3 separate regions of the Homo sapiens genome follow, and regions 1 and 2 are each linked to region 3. The links are chromatin loops, found by intact Hi-C in ENCODE. Cell type or tissue: dorsolateral prefrontal cortex. All regions are shown on one strand.

Evidence for each region. Hi-C counts contacts between places; a loop is a spot of excess contacts. Peaks named below come from ENCODE experiments on the same cell type or tissue, not always from the same donor. Only the 100,000 strongest peaks of a DNase experiment are listed, where the experiment ranks them.
Region 1: it touches region 3 in a loop (7-fold over the local background); 103 of 110 quality-filtered maps call a loop at or near these places.
Region 2: a loop joins it to region 3, with 7 times the contacts of the local background. A loop is called at or near these places in 4 of 110 quality-filtered maps.

Annotation. Positions count from the first base shown.
Region 1 is chr2:240,057,626-240,065,625 of GRCh38, forward strand. No RefSeq gene overlaps it. Among named protein-coding and RNA genes, the nearest start is that of OR6B3, 8.1 kb to the left of the region's middle. In dorsolateral prefrontal cortex, CTCF peaks have their summits at 3,557 (motif pointing right) and 3,756; a DNase peak (open chromatin) is centred at 3,556; H3K27ac peaks cover 614 bases.
Region 2 is chr2:238,354,195-238,362,194 of GRCh38, forward strand. It overlaps TRAF3IP1 (TRAF3 interacting protein 1), which reads left to right. Exons shown (of 17, transcript NM_015650.4): 15 at 1,810-1,886. Among named protein-coding and RNA genes, the nearest start is that of TRAF3IP1, 38 kb to the left of the region's middle. In dorsolateral prefrontal cortex, CTCF peaks have their summits at 3,359 (motif pointing right) and 3,564; a DNase peak (open chromatin) is centred at 3,397; H3K27ac peaks cover 1,935 bases.
Region 3 is chr2:240,140,677-240,148,676 of GRCh38, forward strand. No RefSeq gene overlaps it. Among named protein-coding and RNA genes, the nearest start is that of OTOS, 4.0 kb to the left of the region's middle. RefSeq lists an enhancer at 1-100. In dorsolateral prefrontal cortex, CTCF peaks have their summits at 3,313 (motif pointing left) and 3,514; a DNase peak (open chromatin) is centred at 3,285; H3K4me3 peaks cover 629 bases.

The DNA of each region.
Region 1 (8,000 bases), 83 kb before region 3:
TCACCCCATTTACTGCTGACCATCTCTGGTCCCCTGTCCAGACATTCAGGCCACTTGACCAACCTTCCTCCCCTGTCCATTCAGAGTCCACCCATACAGCCCTGTTCCCACTACAAGTTCTGCTACCCTCTCTCTTTGGGGTCAGAGAGGGGTGTGACTTCTGCTTGGGGACAGAGGCATTTTCTAGACTCAATGGCCATGACCTGGTCCAGGGAACATGGACAGGGAGGGACCATACTCTATTCCAGAATCCAGGAATGTTGTCACTGTCAAGGGGACAAGGAAATTTGAGTTTCTGACATAAGATAATTTCTTTTCTCAAATATACAGCCAACATAAACATCATTGTATCAGTCTTAGCCCAAACAGGTCTGTCTTGCAAATATTTCCAAAAGATAGTTTTCTGATGGCAGAAGAAATGGGAGGATCCAGAGGCCTGTCCCTGCCTAGGAAGTCTGGGAGCTACACTGTTTGGAGAAAAGCCCAATGCAAGAGAGGAGAAGGCAGTGGGGGAGGGTTGGCATTCCTGTAAAGAAATACTCCAACTTGCCAAGGTCTTTCTGACTCTCAGGAAGGCTAGTAGACAGAGCAAAGGAGGGCTCAATTAAGAAATAGAAGCCTCAGCAACATAGTGAGACCCCATCTCTACAAAAAAAGAAAATAGACAGGTGTGGCAGCACGCACCTGTAGTCCCAGCTACTCGGGAAGCAGAGGTGGGAGGATCACTTGAGCAGGGGAGTAGAGGCTGCAGTGAGCTGTGATTGTGCCACTGCACTCCAGCCTCAGCAACAGAGCAAGACCTTGTCAAAAAAAAAAAAAAAAAGAAAGAAAGAAAGAAAGCAAAAGAAAAGAAAAAAGAATAAAAGAAATGGGCAGACGACTGGAACAGACACTTTATCAAAGAGGATTTATAAGATGTGTATCACCATTAGCCGCAAGGGAAATGCAAATCAAAGCCATCATGAGACACCACTGCACACCCATCAGAGTAGCTGAAATAAGACACAGGGACAGCACTACGTGCTGTCTGGGAGGCAGGGAAGCTGGGGCCTCGCACGCTGCTGGTGTGGATGCAGAATGTTACTGCTGCTCTGGAAAATGGTCTCACAGCTTCTGTTAAACGTATATTCACACAAAAGCTATATTCACACGAATGTTTATAGCAGCTCCATTCATCATCTCCCAAAGCTGGCAATGGCCTTGCTGCCCTTCAGCAGGTCAATGGATAAGCACATTGGAGTGCATCTGTATGCTGGGGTCCTGTTTGGCAATCAGAACAAATGAATATCGATCCACACAACATGGACAATCTCACATTTTCTATCTTTATTGTCCATTTGGGCATCTGCCTGTGTTTCCAGTGTGCATTCCTCTCGTTGCTAATAACACTAACACCTGCTCACTGCTGCTTGGCCAGTTGGTTCCTTCCCTGATGTACCTGCTCAAGCCTTTCACCTGGTTTTAGTTGCGTCTTTACTGGAAAAAAGGGGTCTTGATCTGGACCCCATGAGAGGGTTCTTGGGTCTCACGCAGGAAGGAATTCAAGGCCAGTCACAGAGTGCAGTGAGAAGAGTTCATTGAAAGCTGCTCTGTTACAGAGCAGGGCATCCTCAGAAAGCAAGATGGGGGCTGGGCACAGTGGCTCACACCTGTAATCCCAACATTCTGGGAGGCAGAGGTGAGTGGATCTCCTGAGGTCAGAAGTTCGAGACCAGCCTGACGAACATGGTAAAACCCCGTCTTTACTAAAAATACAAAAATTAGCCGCGTGTGGTGGTGTGCACCTGTAGTACCAGCTACTCAGGAAGCTAAGGCAGGAGAATTGCTTGAACCCAGGAGGTGAAGGTTGCAGTGAGCCGAGATCACGCCACTGCACTCCAGCCTGGTCGACAGAGCAAGACTCTGTCTGGAAAAAAAAAAAGAAGCAAGATGGGGAGCACCTCAGCTTTGTTTTAAGTTTTTTCTTATGTAAGTGTTTCGTCCACACAATGACTAAGCTAAGTTGTGTCTGTGTGCGGGTGAGCTGACGGCATGACAAAATGCATTATTCTATTGATTTAAAGAAAACTGTCCTTAACATTTTTGTGTGTGAGTCCATCAAAGCATAGCTAGAATTATCTAGAAAGCCTACATTGTTATGGGCATCAGCACATCTGGACTTTCTGTTGTTGCAGGAGTGTGTTTTTGCAGACAGCACCAAGCTGCCTCCTTAGCTGTAAACATCTTAGGACCATGGGTCATGACTGGCAAGGAGTGTTCCTTGCTAGTTTTAAGATGGAGTTGATTTAAAATGGTGTCACTCTGGCTCTCCTAGGCTCTTTCTTGAGGAAACATAACTCCATGGAGCAAACTGGTGTAGCATCTTCTGTTCCAGTCCTTTCATAGTATTTTGAGCATTTGCATTTACCACTGGGTATGCAATGCCCAGTCCAGAGCAAGTGTCTCTTCCTGCATGGCCAATTTATAATGTCCTGGAGTGACCAGTAGTGCTGTGACAGTCTACTGCCCAGCTATGTGTGGGGCCATCCCCCTTCCCACGCCCACCCAGGGAGTCTGCTTCATATCGTCTGCAGTCTCCGTCCCTCTTATTTGAAGACAGGACAGTTGTTGCTGGCATCTTGTGCCTCAGAGGGTGTGTGTGTGGGGGGGCATATCCAGGTGCACTCCCTCCTTGCACAGCTCCAGCCCCCACGTCCACTCATTCCATGGGCCCTGGTGGCCACCTCAAGTGAGTGCACCAGGCTTTCCATTTGCTGGTTCCAATCACTTTCTGATCCTGGAAGGGGGTTTTGACAGACATTGATATGTCCTTTAATGCATCCCCTGAAATTCCCATAGTGATTTCTATGGGGCCTTACCCAATTCTTCAATAGTGCAGTTTCCATGGCCCACCTGCCTGCCCACATAGCCAGGTCATTGCCACTGCCCATGAGTCCGTAAACACCCAAACACAAGGGCTCTTACTGGTGTTCAATTCTTCCAATACCACAAGGAAAACAGGACGCACTTCCACTGACTGAACTGATTTATTCTTACCTTCTTCAATCAGTTTTTCCATCAGTTGGTCATAGGGTGGCAGCCTTCCAAACAGGATGCTACCCATCCTCCTTGGAACCGCTCTCCCTAAACCAAGCAGCTTATCCTTGGTCAATCCAGGGCTGCTCATAGGGCACCTCCCATGTGGCAATGGGATCTAGCAGTCCCTCAGGTGGTCCTAAAGTCAGCCACAGAGGAAAAGAGGCTTCTGTTTTGTGAATACAATGAATACTTTCCAGGCATCCCCTTGTAGCATGCTCCTGTGTAAACCATTTCCATTTTATTCTGGAACTCTTCTGGGAATTGCTCTCCTGATGAGAGTATTTCTCTGACATCACCCAAGACATTATGGGCATTTCAGGTTTCAAGATTGTTTCCTGTCATTCAATCACAGAGGCAGTGTCAATGAATGCCCAATAGCAAACTAGTTATTATCTCTCAAATAGTCTATGTCATATTGATGCATCTGAAATATTCTGATTCAAAATCCCTGAGTTTGCCACTGGGTGGCACTCATAGGCTTTAGCTATGAGCTCCTGCATGCAGTGTGAGTGGCAGATAATTCCGGAATTATGTCTGAGTGTGTCTCATTAGGGCTCAAGAACATCGATAGAGCTACTGCTTTTTGTTCAGGTCCCTGTTCAAATGTGGCCTCCTTCAGGTAGTGTCATGGATTGGAGCTACCAATATTCCCAGCTGTGGAATATGCATCCTTGAAAATCCAAATGTCCCAATCATGCACTGTGTTTCTTCCTTAGTTCCAGGGGTAGGCAATGACAGCAATTAGATTTTAGTTGCCTGTGGAGTGTCAAGAGTGGTTTCTGCCCATGTTATTCCTAAGAATTTCACCCTTTGGACATGTCCTTCTATTGTTGTTGGATTTATCAACGAGCCTCTGTTAGTCACGTGCATCAGCATCCTCTTTAGGTCAGTTCTAGCTTGCTTTTCAGTTTCTGATATTATTGCAATATCAATTTTTTTATGTTTTATTACACTCAAGACCTGCATCAATTTGAAATCTCTTCTAACTGAATCATAACAGTAAGCTGGTAAATTCAAACAACCCTGTAGCCGTACAATAAATGTAAATTGAGATCCTTTCTACATGAAAGGCTCTTTTCTGAGATTGAGATTGAGAAAAAAGCACCTCCAAGACCAGTCACTGAGCATAGTCTCCTTTTGCTTGCTGTATTTTTTTGCATTATTGAAACCACATTAAGAACTGCTGAAGCTATTGGCTTCACCACTTTACTTAAGGCTTGATTATCTACCGATAGTGTCCATGATCCATCTACCTTTCCACAGGCCCCACAAAGCTATAGAACAAACAATCTCTTTATAACCATTCCAGCTTCTGTTGTCAATTAAAGTGGTAAGCCCTTTCTGTCTACCAGGTGTTCTATATTGTTTCAAATTAATAACCTCTATGAGTTCTGGAAATTCTATGGATTCTCATTTAGTCTGTCCAATTTACTCAATCTAACTGTAGCCCCCATTTGGACTTTACCAACAGGTTTGAAGCCACAGTGCATTGGACTCCTGTGTCAAGGGGTCCCAGAAAAATTAGTCTCACCTTTCAGCCATTTTTCCCCACACATGTACATATGACTTTGGGTCTCCAACCAGTTGTTGGGCCAGAAGACCCTACTGCTTTGTCAATTCTCAGCCTGAGTACTGCAAAATATTGATAAGAGAAACACCAAAAACTAAAATAAATTGCCGAAAGAAAATGACAAAGGCCTAAAATAAAATATGCCATACTAAACTAAGATATACCATGTTCATGGATTAAAAATTTCAATAATGTTAAGATATTAATTCTTCCCAAATGGATCCATAGATTAAAGCACTCCCAATAAAAATACTAGCAGGCTTCACAAATTGAAAATCTGACCCTAGATTTGTATAGAAAGGAAAGGACCTTGAAGAGTTCAAACCATTTTGAAAAAAAAAAAAGAAAAACAACATTGGAGGGTATCTACTGCCTGATTTCAACACCTACTATAAAGTTACAGTAATAAAGTCAGGGTGAGATTGGCATGATGACAGATATGTAGTCCAGTGGTATAGAATATGCTATGATTCAGAAATTGATGACATATAAATGGTAAATTGATTTTTGGTAAAAGTACTAAGGTAGTTTGATGGGGAAAGATAGGCTTTTTAACAAATTATCTTGAGACAATGGAAATAAGAATAAATTAACCTGAATATTTTTGTGTGTGGGGTGTGTGTGTGCGTGCATGTGTGTGTGGTGGGAGAACTTATAATATTTGACCAAGTATCAAATTGCTATAGATTTTTCTTATTGGAATGTTCCTTTTGATACAACCTTATGAGCTATAGTGTATTAAAATACACTATTTTAAGTGTAGAGTTTTATGAATTTTATCAAATGTATAAAATTGTGTACTACTACCACAATCAAGATAGAACATTCAGTCATCCCAAAAAAGTTCATTTATGTCCATTTGCAGCAAATGATCTCTACCCACTGCTCAAGGAACTATTGATCTGCTTTTGGTCACTATAGATTTATGTTTGCCTTTTCTAAAACTTTGTGTAAGTGGAATCATACAGCATGGCTTCTTTTGCTCAACATGTTTTTGAGATTCATCCATATTGTTGGGTGCATAATTTGTTCCCTTTTTATTGTTGAATAGTATCCCCAGCATATGAATATACCACATATTTTAATCTACTTATCTGTTGATTGGTATTTGAGTTGTTTCTATATTTTGGCTATTATGAATAAAGCTGTTATGAGCATTTGTGTATGTATCTGTGTGTACAGGGATTTCTGTTGGATAAATAAATAAGGCATGCAATTTCTGGGTTATGCAGAAATTGTATTTTGAGCTTACATACAACTTTTCATGGGCTGTACCATTTTACATTCTTACCAACAATATATGAGGGTTTTAGTTGCTCTGCATCCTAACCTAGATTTAGTAATGCCATTCTTTAGCTCTTCAAGTGAATGTGCCAGGTATTTTGTTGTGATTTTAATTTCCTTTTCTCTAATTACTAACAATGTAGAGCATGTTTTCATGGGTTTATTGGCCATCCATATTTGTCAGGAATTGTGAAGAATTTGAGATTTTACCTAATTATGAGCTACCAATTAAGTCTGCCACACTTTCATGGATGCCGACAGAAGGTAGAGACAACAGAGTTTACTACTCATGATATGGGAGAATGTATAAACTTCATGCTTGCATCATTTCCCCTTGCCTATTCCCAGGTACCACAAGGATAATGTTAAGTGGTTCAGGTGGATACTGCATCAGGTGAGTTTCCATCACTGCCAAGAAATTTTGAGCTCATAAAGGGCTGTAAGACAACCTGCCTAGGTTGCACAGCATACAAACCCACCTCTATCATTGTAACATTTCTCTTTATTTCTTGAATGGCTTCTCGCTTTAAGGTAGAATCATCTGATATTGCTATAGGTGTACAAGATTTCTTTTGGTTAACTTTATGACATAGAATTTCCCCTTACTTCTGCTTCCATTTTTCCTGTGTCGTTATATTTAAGGTATGTCTTAGCCAACCTGATAATCTCAGTCTTTTAAACAGAATACTTAAATAACTTAATGTAAATGCTGACATAATTTTGTTGACATCTTTTGCCTATTTTTTAAAAGTTGGCCTCTCTTTTATACCCCTACTTTTACTTTTATCTACTTTCACTTGAATTGTTTTTTGTATTTCAATTTTTCCTTTATTAAATTTTTATATATTCTTTATTATTTTCTGGCTATCCTACAAAAGACAACATGCATTATTCTCTTATTACAATCTATTAAGATTAATTATATTTATTACCACTAAGATAATGTTAGAACTTTAAAATAGTTTAATTTCATTTCATCTTTCTCAACGTTTACAAAATTCTACATAAATCTTAAAGTATGTGTCCTTGCTCTTATTGTTCAAACAGCTAATAATTGTTTACCTACTTATTAATACTTCAATTACTCTTTACTAATTTTTATATTTTGATGGTTCCATCTGCGATCACTAGGGGGAATTCACATTTAAATAATATGGACATCATACATTTCTCTATTTAGGACTTCTTTAATTTATCTTACCAATGTTTTGCAGTTCTTAGGGTAGGCATCTTCCATACCTTTTAAAATTTTTATTTTTCCTATTTGTTTGTTGCTAATTACAGAAAAACAGTTCATTTTTGTATATCATGGCTCATGGTCTTACCAAATTTACTTACTTGATTTAATAGTTGAATTATAGATTCTCGAGTATTTTATATGTAGAAAATTGTGTTGTGAATAAACAACATTTAAATTCTTTTTTTTGGTCCAATCTCTACGCATTTTTTTCCCTTGCCCTATGCATTTGCTGAAGGCTTCAGCACAATGTTAACAACAGGTAGTAAAAGCAGATATCCTTGCCTTATTGCTGATCTTAGCGGATAAACATTCAGTTTTTCAACATCATGCGTGATGTCAGCTTTAAGTTTTTGTCAATGCTCTTTTTCTGGATTGAGACAGTTTTATTCAATTCTTCTGTTCCTATTTTCTGAAATATTTACTTTGAATGTGTGTTGAATTTTTGTCAAAGGCCTTTTTTCTTCTGAATTTATTGAGATGCTAGGGGTATGGTGTTTCTCTTTTGTTCTGTTGATATGGTAAATTATGGGTATTCTAATGGTGAATTCATGGAAGAAACCCTACTTGGTCATGATGAGATGCCCTGTTTTGTATTGCTGGATTTGTTTGCTAATATTTTCAGAGACTCTTGTGCCTATGTCTATGTTAATGAAGGCTTGGTTTGAAGTCTCCTTCTCTTGTAGCGTCTTCTTCATGTTTTGATAGCAGGGTTTTACTAGCTTCAACCATGAGCTGGAAAACAGCACCGCGTTTATTGTCTGAAACAATTTCTGTAAGATTGGTGTTATTTGTCATTAAATTTTTTGTTAACAATTTCAATGAAACCAC
Region 2 (8,000 bases), 1.8 Mb before region 3:
CTTTAGACACATCCCAGTACACTCTTTAGCTTCCTTGTTTTCTGATACGACAAGGTGTTTCCAGCTTATTTTGTGTACTTCCTGCCCCATAACTGCCTCATTTCTCCAAGGCACCTGGCCGCTTACTGCTCTGGGTTGCTTCTTGTTTCCAGGCATTTTCACTGCAAAAGCAGGGATATACTTTTTTAAAATAAGAAAGTATATTCTGACTTAGTGATGATATTTCCAATTCCGATTTAGGATTGTAGGGTTTTGCCTGCATTCTTTGGTTTTATATATGCATCTCTTCCATCTCATGCCAAAAAGCCTGGCTCCCAGCAGCAGCGGCTGTCCCCATGCTTTATGATCCTTCATATGCTCACATAGCAATTTTAGAACACCACGACTGGTTTTTAACAACAATAGGATTACTGGAAACGCTGAAGGATTTTATTTTATTTTATTTTATTTATTTTTATTTATGTATTTATTTTTGACATGGAGTCTCGCCCTGTCGCCCAGGCTGGAGTGCAGTGGCGCGATCTTGGCTCACTGCAACCTCTGCCTCCCGGGGTCAAAAGATTCTCCTGCCTCAGCCTCCTGAGTAACTGGGATTACAGGCGCCCACCACCACACCCAGTTATTTTTTTGTATTTTTAGTAGAGACGGGGTTTCACCATGTTGGCCAGGCTGGTCTCGAACTCCTGACCTTGTGATCGGCCCCCTTGGCCTCCCAAAGCGCTGGTATTACAGGTGTGAGCCACCAAGCCCAGCCCAAGGACTTTTTTTTTTTTGGTAGGTATGTCTGCCTGTTTGTTGGGTATATCCTATTAGGGATGTACAGTCAGTTACCCTGTTTTAAAGTTGTGAAACAATTCTCTAGTGGCGCATGCTTGCCAATTGGATATCACTAAGTTTATTTCATTTTGCATTCAACCTTTAGGCATTAGTGTTGTTTACCTTTTTAATGTAAGATAATTCGCATGATTTTAAGGTCAGATGTACAAAACCAGGTATAATCAGAAATGTGGGGCTTTGACCCGTCTTCTCTACCCTCTACTCTCCCTGTCTCCTCTACCCTCTACTCTCCCTGTCTCCTCTACCCTCTACTCTCCCTCTCCCTGTAGGTAACAGTAAAATAGGGCTTATACTTACATTTGAAAAACAAACAAATAAATAAATGCATATGCATGTGCATGTGTATTTACTGATACCTACACTTATTTCCATCTTGCTCTTTTTAATTTGACAGCAGATGCAGGCTTTCATTTTGCAGCAATGCAGAGAAACCATCCTCATTTCCTTCATAGCCACGTCGTCCTCCACCGTGTGGACGTACCCTCGTTTATTCAGTCAGCCTCGGGCTGATGTATGCTTGGGTGAAACACTATTCCAAAAAACTTCACATGATATTTATCCCATGAGTAAATTCTGAAAGAAGTGGAATAGTCTTGCCCCAGTGTAAAAGAAGTATCCGTACTTAGAAGCATTTCTTGTTATTTCTGTTTGTAATAAATGGCTATATTTTTGGATGTCAATCTACACTCCTTCTTAATCTTTGAAAATAGAAAATCTATTTTATTTCTAAAGCTTTTTACTTTTCAAGGAGCTGATTTCCCTGAAACACTTTGAAATGTGATAATTTCCACTACCAGCTGTCTATCACTCTTGTGTACTATCTCCTTAACAAATAAAGATTATTTGAAACTGTTTCAGCATAAAAAGAGATAGGATAAAAACTTAGTGTTTTTCCCACCATCCCACCCATTTAGAATAGGTTTTTGGGATAGAGAATAAACTTTTAACATAAAATCACTGATTTTTCAACAGGTGGACTTGTGAAAAAAATTTTGGAGACGAAGAAAGATTATGAGAAATTGCAGCAGTCACCCAAACCTGGGGAGAAGGTAATGGAATGATTTCCATAAACACTGGCATTTTAGCAGTCTGTTTCATGCATTTACAGACTTTTACAAGTTGGAGCATCTTTCAATATTACCATTATCAGTGATGTCTGTTTGCATATTTAAATGCCATTCCTGGCCAGGCATGGTGGCTCACGCCTGCAATCCCAGCACCTTGGGAGGCCAGCGCAGACAGCTTACCTGAGCCCAGGAGTTCGAGACCAGCCTGGGCAACATGGTGAAACCCTGTCTTTACAAAAAATACAAAAATTACCCGGGTGTGGTGGCGCATGCCTGTAGTCCCAGCTACTTGGGGGGCTGAGGCAGGAGAATCGCTTGAACCTGGGAGGTGGAGGTTGTAGTGGATTGAGATTGTGCCACGGCACTCCAGCCTGGGCAACGGAGTGAGACCCTGCCTCAGAAAGAAAAAAAAAGCCATTCCTCCCTCCTCCCAGTTGGGAGGATATAAAGTGTGGGACTTCCTCTGTGGGGCTACTTCCCTGGCCTGGTATCCAGCCCCGTCTTGGGAGGGGGCAGCGGCTTACTTGGGGAGCTCAGGAGCCAAGAGCCAAAGGCCTGTTGGGCTCTGACTCCCTGACTCTCCCCTTCTGGCCTTGCCCATCCCTTCTCCCAGGTCCTGTTTGCAGACTGGGAGGCTGGCTGCCTGATCCTGGCTGATTGCAAAGTAAGAGACTGGGAATTTTTTTTTTTTTTTTTTTGAGGTAGAGTCTCGCTCTGTCGCCCAGGCTGGAGAGCAGTGGCATGATCTCGGCTCACTGCAAGCTCCGCCTCCCGGGTTCACGCCATTCTCCTGCCTCAGCCTCCCGTGTAGCTGGGACTACAGGTGCTCGACACTGCTCCTAGCTAATATTTTGTATTTTTAGTAGAGACGGGGTTTTACCGTGTTAGCCAGGATGGTCTCGATCTCCTGACCTCGTGATCCACCCACCTTGGCCTCCCAAAGTGCTGGGATTACAGGCGTGAGCCACCGCGCCTGGCCGGGAATGTTTTTAAGTCTTTTTTTTAAATACATGTTCTATTGTACCTGGTTCCCCGCAGTCTCCCTCACACATGTGTGATGTGCTTTTGTTGGGACCTGTGGCCTCTTGCCAGCCACTACCCTTTCCTTGGGCACATGACCACTAGGGCGGGCACCTGTGGGCCAACAGGGTGTGTCTCAAATGCCACAGCCAGGTTTCTCTTACAGTCACTTTAAAGAGGAAGAAGAATTTTTTTTTTCTTTTAAACAGAAGTTTCTTGGATATTTAGCCTAATAACTCAACAATTTAAAAAAGTTTTATATATAGGGATGTGTGCACACATACGTACACACACATGCACACATATATGTATTTCTCCCCAGCTGAATTAATGGTTGTTTTAGATAATTTTGCTTAACATGTCCTAGTTTGTCACAAAGCTAGGGCCTGAAATAGCCAATGAGAACTGTGCAATTGAGACTAACAGTAGAGGGAGCCCTTTTAACAATAATAACTGGAGAATGTTGTCGGCGGAGGCTTTGCTGACAGCACCACTGTTTGCCTTGCTGAAAGGAGAAATGCCTTCTGCAGTTTGTTTTTTCATTGATGGAATGTTAATACATTATAGTCCTTTCTGTATGCATGAGGGGTTGTCCTGGTGTCCCTGGTGGTATTTCTGAGACCCAGTCGAAAACCCTGAATGTGTCCCTCCAGGCTCCTAGTGGAGGTCACCTTTGAAGCCTCCATTGGTTTCAATTTTATAGCTATGATTTTTACGCAAAGCATATTAGGATTGTGTTTCAAAGTCTCCTTGGAAGAGTAAATTATTTCAGATTGGTAAATCTTTGGGCTTCAGAAGATGAAAGGAAAAGTGTCCTTTTTTGGTAAACATCTGCTGTTTTGAAAAAGAGTGGTCAGTGAGAACTTCAAAGTCAGGGTTGATGTATGTTACAGTTAGGGGAAAATCAGCAAGTGTCTGTATGATTTTCTTTAGGATATTGATAAACATCAGACTTAAATTTAACTTGTTGGTCTTCTTAAAACATTTTTGTTACATTTTTTTTTTTTTTTGAGTCAGAATCTCGCTCTGTTGCCCAGGCTGGAGTGCAGTGGCGCGATCTCGGCTCACTGCAAGCTCCGCCTCCCGGATTCACGCCATTCTCCTGCTACATTTTTTTTTTAAATAAATAAAAATGTGGCCAGGCGCAGTGACTTACACCTGTAATCCCAGCACTTTAGGAAGCCAAGGTGGGCGGATTGCTTGAGGCTATGAGTTTGAGATCATCCTGGCCAACATGGCCAATCCCCTTTCTACTAAGAATGCAAACATTAGCTGGGCATGGTGGTGCACACTTGTAGTCCCAGCTACTCAGGAGGCTGAAGCACAAGAATCGCTTGAGCCCAGGAAGCAGAGGTTGCAGTGAGCTGTGATTGCACTGCTGCACTCCAGCTTGGATGACAGAGCAAGCCTGTCTCAAAAAAAACATGTAGGAAGAGCCAAAGTCCTTTTTCCCCCTGCCCCAGTCCTGTTCCCCCGAGGGCAGTCCCCAGGATGAACTTGGTGTGTATCTCTACTTTGGATGTGCCTCGTGGTGTTTTTTGAGTTTCTAATGTCACCCTCGTGTTGATCTGTTATGCAGGTTGCTTTCTTCATGCAGCATGTTTCTCTCTCTCATGTTTTGATACATGTAGATGTAGTTTATTCATTTTAATTGAAGCCTTATAGTCCATTATTTGCTTATTAATTACTCTATTGATGGACATTTAGGTTTTTCAGCCATTTCCTTTCATAGACAATGCTTCCATGGCTCCTCTCCATGCCTCCTAGCATTCAAGAGCCAGTGTCTCTTCCAGCAAGAATCAGGCCACTTTCTGTAAAGGGCCAGATAAAAATACTTCAGGCTTTTTGAGCCAGATGGTCTCTTGCAACTATTGAATTCTGCCGATGTGGCATGAATGCAGCCGCAGCATTAGACCATGTAAATGAGCATGTGTGGCTGTATTCAATAAAACGTACTTTACAAAAACAAGGTCCAGGCTGTGGGCTATAGTTTACTGATTTCAGCTTTGGGGGTTATGCCCAGGCTTAGAAGTGCTGTGCCAGGAAGTACACAGATCTTTAGTTTCACCAGATAGGCCACTTTCCTCCTCAAAGTGGCTGTACCAATTTATTCTCCCAGTACAATGAACATCTGTTTCCAAACATCCATGCCAACGACAGTCAAGATAGTGAACACACTCATCACCCTCCACAGTGTCATGTGCCCTTGGTGAGCCCATCCTCCAGCCCATCTCCATGTTCCCCTTACCCCACGCCCCAACCCCAGCAGCCACCCCTCTGCTCTGGTTCACTGTGCTTTAGTTTGCATTTCCTAGAATTGTGTTTAAATGGAATCATGTGATGTGCACTCTTTGAGGTTTTTTTTTCAGTCTGGCCGTTTTTACTCAGCATAATTATTCTGAGATTTATCCATGTTGTTGCAGCGTGTATCTATAGTTTATTTGTTTTTATTGCTGAGTAGTATTTCATTGTATGGATATACCACAGTGTGTTCATCCATGTATCAGTTGATGAACATTTGAGTTGCTTCTAGTTTGGACTATTATAAATAAAGCTGCTGTGAACATTAATGTTCAAGTCTTTGTTTTGACAGATACTTTCATTATGTTGTATGAATACAGTAGAACCCCTCTTATTTGCAGGGGATATGTTCCATGACCCCTAGCGGATGCCTGAGACTGTGGATAGTACCAAACCCTGTATATACCATGTTTTTTCATGATACGTTCCGATGATAAAGTTTACTTTATGAATTAGGTTCAGTAAGAGATGGACAATAACTGATATTAAACAGAACAATTTTAACAATATGTCAGCACCACTCCCTTGTACTTAGGGGCCATTGTTAAATAAAATAAGGGTTACTTTAACACAAGCACTGGGATACTGCCACAGTCTAGACTATCTGATAACTGAGAGGGCTACTAAGTGACTAACAGGTGGATGGTGTGTACAGTGTGTATATATACTGGACAGAGGGATGATTTATGTCCTCAGCAGAACTGTGCAAGATTTGATCACCCTACTCAGAATGGCATGCAATTGAAAACTTATGAATGAATTGTTTATTTCTGGAATTTTCCATTTAATATTTTCAGATTGCAGGTAACTGAAACTGCAGAAAGTGAAACTATGGGTGGGGATAGGACTGTTGTACCTAGAAGTGGGACTGCTGAGGCATACGGTAAGTGTGTGCTTAACTTTTTAAGAAACTGCCAGACCATAGGGCTGGGTGCTATGGCTCACACCTGTAATCCCAGCCCTCTGGGAGGCCGAAATGTGAGGATCACTTGAAGCCAGGATTTTAAGACCAGCCTGTGCAACATAGGGAGACCCTGTCTCTACAAAAAAACAAAAACAAAGATTGCCAAACTGTGTTGCAAAGTGGTTGTATCATTTTGCATTCCTACCAGCAGTGTATAAGAGTTTCAGTTCCTTCACATCCTCGTCAGCACTAGGTACGGTCAAACTTTAAAATTTTTCAGCCGGGTGTGGTGGCTCACACCTGTAATCCCAGCACTTTAGGAGGCCGAGGCAGGCAGATCACGAGGTCAGGAGATTGAGACCATCCTGGCTAATGGTGAAACTTTGTCTCTACTAAAAATACAAAAAATTAGCTGGGCATAGTGGCACAGGGCTGTAGTCCCAGCACTCAGGAGGCTGAGGCAGGAGAATCGCTTGAACCTGGGAGGCGGAGGTTGCAGTGAGCCGAGATTGCGCCACTGCACTCCAGCCTGGGGGACAAAGTGAGATTCCGTCTCAAAAAAATTTTTTTTCATAGTTGTAATTTGCATTTCCTTAATGGCTAATGATGTTGAATATCTGTCCTATGGTTGTATACATAATATATAATGACACCCTTGTGTCTCATATGTTGTAAATATTTTTCCAATCTATCGCTTGTCTGACTTTGCCTTTTTATTTAAAAAACTTTTTTTTTTTTTTGAAACAGAGTCTGGCTCTGTTGCCCAGGCTGGAGTGCAGTGGTCTGAATCTCGGCTCACTGCAACCTCTGCCTCCCAGGCTCAAGTGATCCTCCCACCTCAGTCTCCCGAGTAGCTGGGACTACAGGCACACGCTACCACACCTGGCTAATTTTTGTATTTTTTGTAGGGGGGTTTTGCTATGTTAGCCAGGCTGGTCTTGATCTCCTAGGCTCCAAGCGATCCTTCTGCCTTGGCCTCCCAAAGTGAACCACTGCACCTGGCCAAACTTTTCTATTTTGATGTAAAATTTAAACAGCCTTTTTCTTTATACATTATTTATTTTTTTTCTTTTTGTTATGGCCAAGAGTTTAAGGTGCAGTTATACTTTATTTTTGATTTTGTCTGAAGAAGCTGTCCTATCCTGGTTGTAAAGGTAGTCTCTAGTTTAGTCTTCTTTTTCACGTCTAGGTCTCTGCGTGGTCTGGAAGTGTGATTTTCTGCTGTGTGGTAGCCAGCCAAGGCTTCCTTACCCCGCCTTTGTACCCCCACCTCTCTAGGGAGCCCAGGCACTACGTGTTTCCGGGCTCTGCTGTGTCTCTCCTTGTTTCAGCACTATGGTTTTACCTCTGGGAAAGCCTTTCTAAATGTTCCTCCACTCCTCCCCGACTCTCCAGGTTGTCTTGATTGTGAGTAAGTCTTTATGGCTTTATATAATTGTGGGATCAGTTTGTGTGGTTCCATGAAAAACCTTGTTGTGATTTTGACCGGAATCGTATTGATCTTCGCTTGACTTGACTTTTACCACTAACTTCCACTCCATTGCCTTGCCTGTCTTTGGAGCAAAATGCCTTAAAATAATCGCTTATCTTTTGCTGTCTACAATCTACCTCTTCCCACTCTCTCCTAACCCCATTCCAGGGAGGCCGCTGGCTCTCCACCTTCATCCGAGTTGCCTGAGTTGCCCTCGGCAGGGTCACCTGACCTCTCAGTTGTTATATCTGCTGGTTATGTCTGTGTCCTGCGACAGCGTTTTGATGCTGTTGGCCACTCTCTCCGTCCTTGGCATGGCCTCCAGCACAGCACTCTCCTCTGGCGCCCCTCCTGCCGGGCCAGTCCCCCTTCTCTCTGTCCTTTGCTAGTTCCTTCTCTT
Region 3 (8,000 bases):
TCCTCTTTATAGAAGGGCTGCAGATGAGGAAGGACACGTCACCTGCCTGAACAGTCAAACTGAATATTTCATCCCCACCGGAGGACTGTGGGCTCCTGTCGCCCTGCTGGCAGGCACAATCAGAGTGTCAATTTCTGGGAATCTGATCCAAAGTTCAAACTGAGAGAAAAACATCTTGGCTCGGCCATTTCTGAAATTGTTAGGACTGAATTCAGCATTGGTACTTGAAACAAACCCAGTTTACTCTCCGCAAGGAGCGATCCTACGTCCAATACCGGGGCTGGCTGAGATTTCCTCCCTCGTGAGGAGGAGCTGAATAATTCCAGCGCTGCTTCCACTTAAACCAGCAGGCAGGAGGAGCCCCCGTCAGCGGGACCTGCCTGCAGGACGTCCACTGAGCAGAGCCCCAGCAGAAAGTGTGGGGTCAAGATGGACTTCCATCTCCAGGTGGGAGCTTCCCTGCGATCCAAAGTGTCAGTCTGTAGGTGGGCAGGAGGCTGTCCCCACCCTGGGACACCAGCAGCCAGCACCAAGGGTCTCTGTGGGCAGGGCCATTCTGACTACACAGCTGCCCCACTGACCACATCGGTTCCTATGCTGACCTGTCTTTCCAGTACATAGAGCCTCCTCCTGGTCCTGCTCCTTGGGGTCCCGCCACCCCACTGAATCAGGGGCCGAATTTGCTGTGGCGGTCTCCCCTGTCATTCCTGGTCACCCTGGGGGCTGTTTAAGGACTCTGGGAAGCTCCTCACCCATGTGTCCCATGGTTCTGGAGTTCATCACAGTCTGCTCACATGTCCCCATCCAAATGATTAAGGGCTCATTTTTCCCCACACAATGCCATACATTTAACCAAAGATACCCAGAGAGGTGGTTAATTTAATTCAGATGGTAAGGCAGCCATCCACGGATTAGATTTTGGGTTTCCTTTTCAGAAATCTGGAGCCTGTGGCTACAGGAGGCAATGGATTCTTTCAGGGCAGTTGTATTCGGGGTCACCAAGAGCACCCAGGTCAATGATTCACTAGGAAGATGCCCTAGGAGGACTCGTGGGACTCAGCATCCTCTCGAGGACCCCACGGGATGCTCTCCATTCCCCAGCACCACGTTGTGGTGACACCTGTGGAATCTCCCCATGAGGGGAGCCCTTCAGAACCTCAGAGCCCAGGGCTGGTCGTGCAGCCCCCTCTGACTCGTGCATGTGCAGATCTCCGACCCCCAGGAGGAAGCAGGTGCTTAGCACAACCATTTGTTGGCACATAGAGCTTAGGGGCAGTGGCCCCTCTGAAATCCAGGTGCCGAGGTGAGGACCCAGGCCTGCTCGTCGCCCTTCCCTGCACAGCTCAGAAGATTTCTGGTTCCTCACCTGCCCCCTGAGCTGGGAATTTAAGCTCTGCGCTCGTCATTGTCTTTTCGCAGATTCGGCAGCACACTTTCCAGTTACCAACCAAGCCCACGGTCCTTATTTCCGTGGCTTCAGCTGCTTGGTCACCCAAAGTCCTGCTCTCTATAGCTCTGTTTTGCACTGGGTGGGTGACAGTGCCCTCTTTTCCATGGGAAATGGAACCAGTCTTCGATCTAGTCAAGCCAGAGATCCAATTCCAGATTCCACCCTGAGCATTCCCATCCCTGGGCCCCTCTCGAGCACCAATACTGTGTCCAGCTGGGTTGGGGAGAGTGTGGCCAGACACGGAGTGAGCTTGCTACAGGAATGGGCCTTCTGCGACTGTGGGAGGTGGTGAAGAAGGGAGGGCCTGGGAGGGCGAGCCGGGAAACAGTCTGGGAGGCCCTGTCTGAAAATGCACAGCCCAGCATCGGCGGTGGGCCTAGGACCTCCGTGTCTAGCAGGGAAGGTGGGAGCTAGATGCAGAGGGGAGGAGGGTGAGGGTGGGCCGGGCCCTGCCGCAGCCTCTGACCGTGATGGGGCCGCCAGAGAGGATGGGCCTATCATCCTTCTGTTAATAACCGCATGTCTGAAGATGATGTGAAAATACGCCTATGGCGTTAGGAAAGATGAGATATGATAGCATGTACCATATCTTTATAATGACTGAATAAAAGACTATACGTGGAAAAACTCTAGAAGTAGTAAGCAGTGATGGTGTTGGACGGTGGACCTATGGGCGTATATATGTGGTTTTTCTTCATTCTGGGTATATGTATGTTCCTTAATTTATTATTTTTATGTAAGGAAAAAAATCTTAAAAAGAAACCACCCAGCACCACCAATAGCTGTATGCTGCTGATCACTCGGGCTGTCCTGGTCCATCTTGCCACTTGCACTGCCCCACCGCCATGCACTGTCCTGCTTCCTGGGTCCTGCAGGACCACTCTCTTGAGAAGATGCTTCCTGGGTCCTGCAGGGTCACTGTCCCTCGCTGGCCTGGACACAGCCTTCCCTGGCCCTACCCAGAGGGCCCCGGCTCCCCTGCACCCTGGAGGGCACCACCCTGGCCACTCACTCATCATTCCTCTCTCACCTGCTCTCTTGCAGCCCAGAATGCCCTCTGTAGGGGTTTGCACACCAAGCTGTGTATATTGTGTATATCGTTCTTGTTCAGTGACAGCCCCTACAGCAATGGTTCTCAAACTGTAAGAATTCCCCAGGGGTCCTGTTAAAATGCAGGTTTAATTCAACAGGTGGGGGGCCTGGGATTCTGCATCCCTAACCAGCTCCCAAGAGCTCAGGATACTACTGGTCCCCCAGCACACTTTGGGCTGTGAGGCACGGGCAGCGGTTCTCAGCCTGGGGGTCAGAGTCCCCTGGGGGCCTGACCTCAGAGTCCCTGGAGTGCTTGTTAAAATGCAGGTCTCTTTCTGGCCCCCTCCCACTCAGAGTTCTGATTCACGCGCTTGAGGGACCTGGGAATCTGCATTTCCAACACGTCTCTAGGTGGTGCTGGGCAGGTCCAGGGCCACCATCTCAAGCAGTGGCTCTTAACCTTGGTGGCACATTGGGACCACGTGGGAGCTTTTGAATAGTCAGGATTTCCAGCCTCCTAACGTGAGATTCTGATTTAATGGGTCCAGGTCTCGGTGGTTTTGAAATTTCTCCAGGTGACTCTGCAGGGTCTCTGCTCCCCAGCCCCAGCTCCTGCCCCTGCCCCGCACAGTCCCCACCCATCGTGGATGCATCGGAGGCCTCTGGAAGTCTCGTCTACCTGGGGCGAGAACATGCTCACACACACAAGACTGTCTTGGTGGGCACTGGTGGGTCCCAAGCCAACCAGGCAGAGCCGGGCTGCGGGCGCCGCTGGCAGTGCAGAGATCGGGTGGTCTCTGGTGCCCCCTGCTGTCCAGCTCGGGAACACCAAGCCTGGGCTATCGCGGATGTCACTGAGCCTGGGGTGGCCGGGCCTGTGCCCAGCCCACCTCTGTTTCCTGGAGGAACAGGCCAAGCACAGACACTTGTACATGATTTAAAGCCCTAAAGACACAGTCCCCCCGGACATGGGCTCTGGAGGGCTGTGCCTCCTGCGTGCTCCTCCCTGTCCCCTTGTCTTGGTCTTCACTGAATGCCACCGACTGGGCATTTATAAAGGACAGGGGTTTGTTCAGCTCACGCTTCTGGAGGCTGGAGAGTCCAAGCCTGGGCAGCCACCTCGGGGGAGGGCCTCGTGCTGCTCCACAGCATGGCTGGGAATCAAAGGGGCCCCCTGGCGAGAGGCAGCCGAGCTTGCCTTTATAACAGCCGCGCTCCCGAGAGGGTCGACCCACTCCCGACAGGAAGCACCAGCCCCTCTTCACGGACAAACCCGTCCCAAAGGCCCCGTCACGACACCGCCATCATGGTGACCAGATTTGGACCTGTGTTCCGGAGCAGACAGGCCATATTCAAACCACTCACCCCTCGGCTGCCAGGGAGGCTTCTGGCAAGTCCACGCTGCTCCCACGTCTGGCCTCAGAGCCCAGGCTCCTGCTGCTGACTCACTTCCCAGCTCCTCTCTCTCCAGCCCGCCATCAGGGCCCCAGGAACGTGCCCCCTGCTTCGGCACTGGGGCTCTGCTTGCTGCCTGGAACCTGTCCACCCCTCCCAGCAGCCCCACTGATCACATCAGTTCCTCTGCTCACCTGTCTGTCCCATAAGTACAGCCTCCTCCCAGGACCCTCGGGCAGCCTCCTCCACTCCCACCCCAGCCCCCATCCCTCTGTTCCCTGTCCTTGTTGTCCTCGGTCCCAGCAGGTGACACAGCCTCCTTGCAGCAGCCCACCCCCGCCCCCATCACCCTGTCCCATGTCCTCGGTCCCAGCAGGGAACGCGGCCTCCTCGCAGCCCATCCCAGCCCCTGTCACCCTGTCCTGTGTCCTTGGCATCCTCGGTCTCAATGGGGGACATGGCCTCTCCTTACGGCCCACCCCGCCCCCATCCCCCTGGCCCATGTCCTTGGTGTCCTCGGTCTCAGCAAGGGATGCGGCCTCCTGCCTGGCTGTGTCCTGCCTGCCTCCTCTCCGAACCTGTGTTAGTGCCTGGTCCAGGTCCACCCAGCCAGTCAGTGTCAGAGCCCACCGTGCCTGCAGGCCGACCACCCTGCTGTCCTCGCTGAGCCACAGGGAACGCGGCCCTCCCCACCCTCACTGCCCACTTGCTTCTCAGCTGCTGTCTTCTGCCCCCTCCATAAACCCGAGGACAGAGCCCAGGTACCCAAGGAGTAAGGATAAGGGCGCCCTCTGACAGTCACCTACGTGGGTTCCCAACCCCACCGGTGCCGATTGTCCTTGTTATTTTAATAAAATAACGAAATGTCTTGATTTCTAATGAACATGAAAAGAAAGAGCTTTTTGGATTAAAACTAAGCTGACTTGGAGAGGCCTACTTACAGTAAAAATCACGAAAAACTGTCTAATTAGATGTGGGTGTGACAGCTTTAAAAGATTAGAACCAAAGTAGTGAAAATCCAGCTGGACCTGACTTTGGATTGCAGATCACGGGCGTCCGAAGGCTCCGTTCTCGGGAAACCAAGCTGGGAATGAGGAGGGGACGTGGCGGAGGCGCACCCCAGGGGCGCTGTTCTCACCGGATTCTGCACAGCTGGGCCTCCTGGGGTACCATGCATGGCAGGAGATGGTCAGAGAAAAGCCCCCCGCATGTTACAAGACGGTCCCATAAAGATGGCAGATTTGAAAGCTAAACTATTTAAGGCCCATTTGCTGCTTCTTTTAAAAAAAGATATAATTCCTTCCTTTAACCAACTCAGAATTCCTGACCAGGTCCCAGTTCAGGGCCTGAGAGGCTTCTCCTGAAACAAAGGGGAATCTGGCCTGGGGTCGAGTGGGGCTGGGGTTGTGGGGGGCCCTTGGGACCCTGGTCGTCCTGAAAAAAATACAAGATGCCATGTTAGATGTAAATTTCAAATAATTAATGAATACTTTTTTTAGTATAAGTGTGTCCCAAATATTGCCAGGGACATATTTATACTGATAAGCATCCTTGTTTAACTGAAATTCCAATTTTACCTGTTTTTCTTTCTTTTTCTTTTTCTGCCAAATCTGGTAACCCTGTGCAGGACAGAAGCATGTGGACCCGCCTGGCCCCTGGCTCCATGCCCAGGTCTGGCCAAAAGCCAAGGCTTTGAGCACAGGCTGGCGGGGAGAAGGGGCTCCAGGCCCCCGACCACCAGCGTGGCCCTAGCCCTGGGGGCAAGGCGGGCAGCTCCCCACGCCCACGAGGGTCTTTTCTGAGATGCTTCCTCCTGGAACTCTAGGGTCATGGTCATTACACGATGTGAGCAGATGGGCTGCAGCCCTGAGCCTCCCTGTCAGCTGAGGCCCCTGGCCCAGGGACTTATGGCTGTCTGGAGCTGGTCCGGGCTGGGCTCATCACAGAGAGAAGCTGATAGAGCCAGAGAGGCGGGCAGGTCACTGCTGGCAGAGCCTTCTTCTCTCAGACTTGGAGCCAGGGATGGGGACACAGGGCAGAGGGAGCCCTCCCATGACTCAGGGAGAGAAGCACCAGCTTTCCAGGTGGGCTGTGACAGGTGCCTGAATCCCACGACAGGACCCACACTCCACATGCCATGACACAGGCACCTGAGGACCCTGCGCTGCTTGGTGGAAACATCACCGAGAGGCCAGCCAGGGCCCCAGCGCCTTGGTGAAGCAGGAGGAATCTCCACGGGCACAAGGCTGGGCTGGGGTGGCCTGGCCTGGCTGCGCGGGAGGAAAGGGACCTGGGAAAGGGAAGGGCCCACGGCCCCCACACCCTTGGAGCAAGAGAAGGCGGGAGACACCCACTCATCTTCCTCTTTCCAGAGGACCCAGAGCCTCCAACAGCCACACCCAGACACTGCATCAACATTTAGCCAGTGTTGTCTTAGCCTGAAGAATGTGTGTGTGTGTGTGCGCGTGTGCATGTCCATGTGTGAGGTGGTGTGTGTATGTCTGTGCACACGTATGTGCATGTGTGTTTGTGTTTGTGTGCTTGAATGCATGTGTGGGATGTGTGGGTGTGGCATGTGCATGGGTGTATGTCTGTGTATTGTGTGTGTGGGGGGGCCTGCATGAGTGTGCTGTGTGCTATGTGGGTGGGGTCTGGGATGTGTACTTGTATGTGTGCATGTCTGTGTATTGTGTGGGGGGGCCTGCTTGTGTGTGCTGTGTGCTCTGTTGGTGGGGTGTGTGTATGTGTGCATGCATGTGTACTGTGTCCATGTGCATGTGTGTGCTGTGTGCTCTGTCGGTGGGGTGTAGGTTGTGTGTGTGTGTACTGTGTCTGTGTGCATGTGTGTGGTGTGTGTTAAGTGGGTGGGTGTGGGGTGTGGGGTGTGGGGTGTGTGTGTACTCTGTTATTGTGCATGTGTGTGTCCGTGTGCATGTGTGTGTTGTGTGCTGTGTGTGTGGTATGTGTGTGCATGTGTGTGTCCATGTGCATGTGTGTGTTGTGTGCATGTGTGTGGTGTGTGCTATGTGTGTGTGGTGTGTGTGCATGTGTGTGTCCTTGTGCATGTGTGTGGTGTGTGTGTGTGTCCGTGTGCATGTGTGTGTCGTGTGCATGTGTGTGGTGTGTGCTATGTGAGTGTGGTGTGTGTGTGCATGTGTGTGGTGTGTGTGTGCGTGTGTGTGTCCTTGTGCATGTGTGTGTCGTGTGCTATGTGTGTGTGGTGTGTGTGTGCATGTGTGTGTCCGTGTGCATGTGTGTGGTGTGTGCTATGTGTGTGTGGTGTGTGTGTATGTGGCCGTGTGCATGTTTGTGGTGTGTGCTATGTGTGTGTGGTGTGTGTGTGCCTGTGTGTGTCCGTGTGCATGTGTGTGGTGTGTGCTATGTGTGTGTGGTGTGTGTGTGCGTGTGTGTGTCCGTGTGCATGTGTGTGGTGTGTGCTGTGTGTGGTGTGTGTGCGCGTGTGTGTCCGTGTGCATGTGTGTGTCGTGTGCTATGTGTGTGTGGTGCGTGTGAGTGTGTGTCCGTGTGCATGTATGTGGTGTGTGCTATGTGTGTGTGGTGTGTGTGTGCCTGTGTGTGTCCGTGTGCATGTGTGTGGTGTGTGCTATGTGTGTGTGGTGTGTGTGTGCGTGTGTGTGTCCGTGTGCAAGTGTGTGGTGTGTGCTATGTGTGTGTGGTTTGTGTGTCCGTGTGCATGTGTGTACCCATGTGCGTGTGTGACATGTGTGGTTTGTTGCATGGGCATGTGCTCTACCTGGGAAGTGACCCAGGCAGTGGGAATGTAGTACTGGGAGCAAGACAGCAGGGAAGGAGAAACAGGGTGAGTCGCGGGCTTGGTGCTGCTGCGGGCAGCGGGGGCATGCCCCGGGGCTTCTGATCCTCAGCCTAGAAGGAGGCGTGTGTATCCACTCCACTGTCTCCCATCTCCACTGGCGGGGGGCTGCCCCATGGGATAAACTCCCCCACTTCCTGTTTGGGGTGCCTACTGGGCTGCTGCAGGCTTCCAGAGCAGTTATCTCAGAGAAGTCAGGGAGGAAGCATGAAGTAGGAGCAGGCGCTGCAGGTGAGGTGAGGACTGTGCCGCAGGGCAGGTGAGGCCTGGGCAGAGCGCATTGTTGTAGCT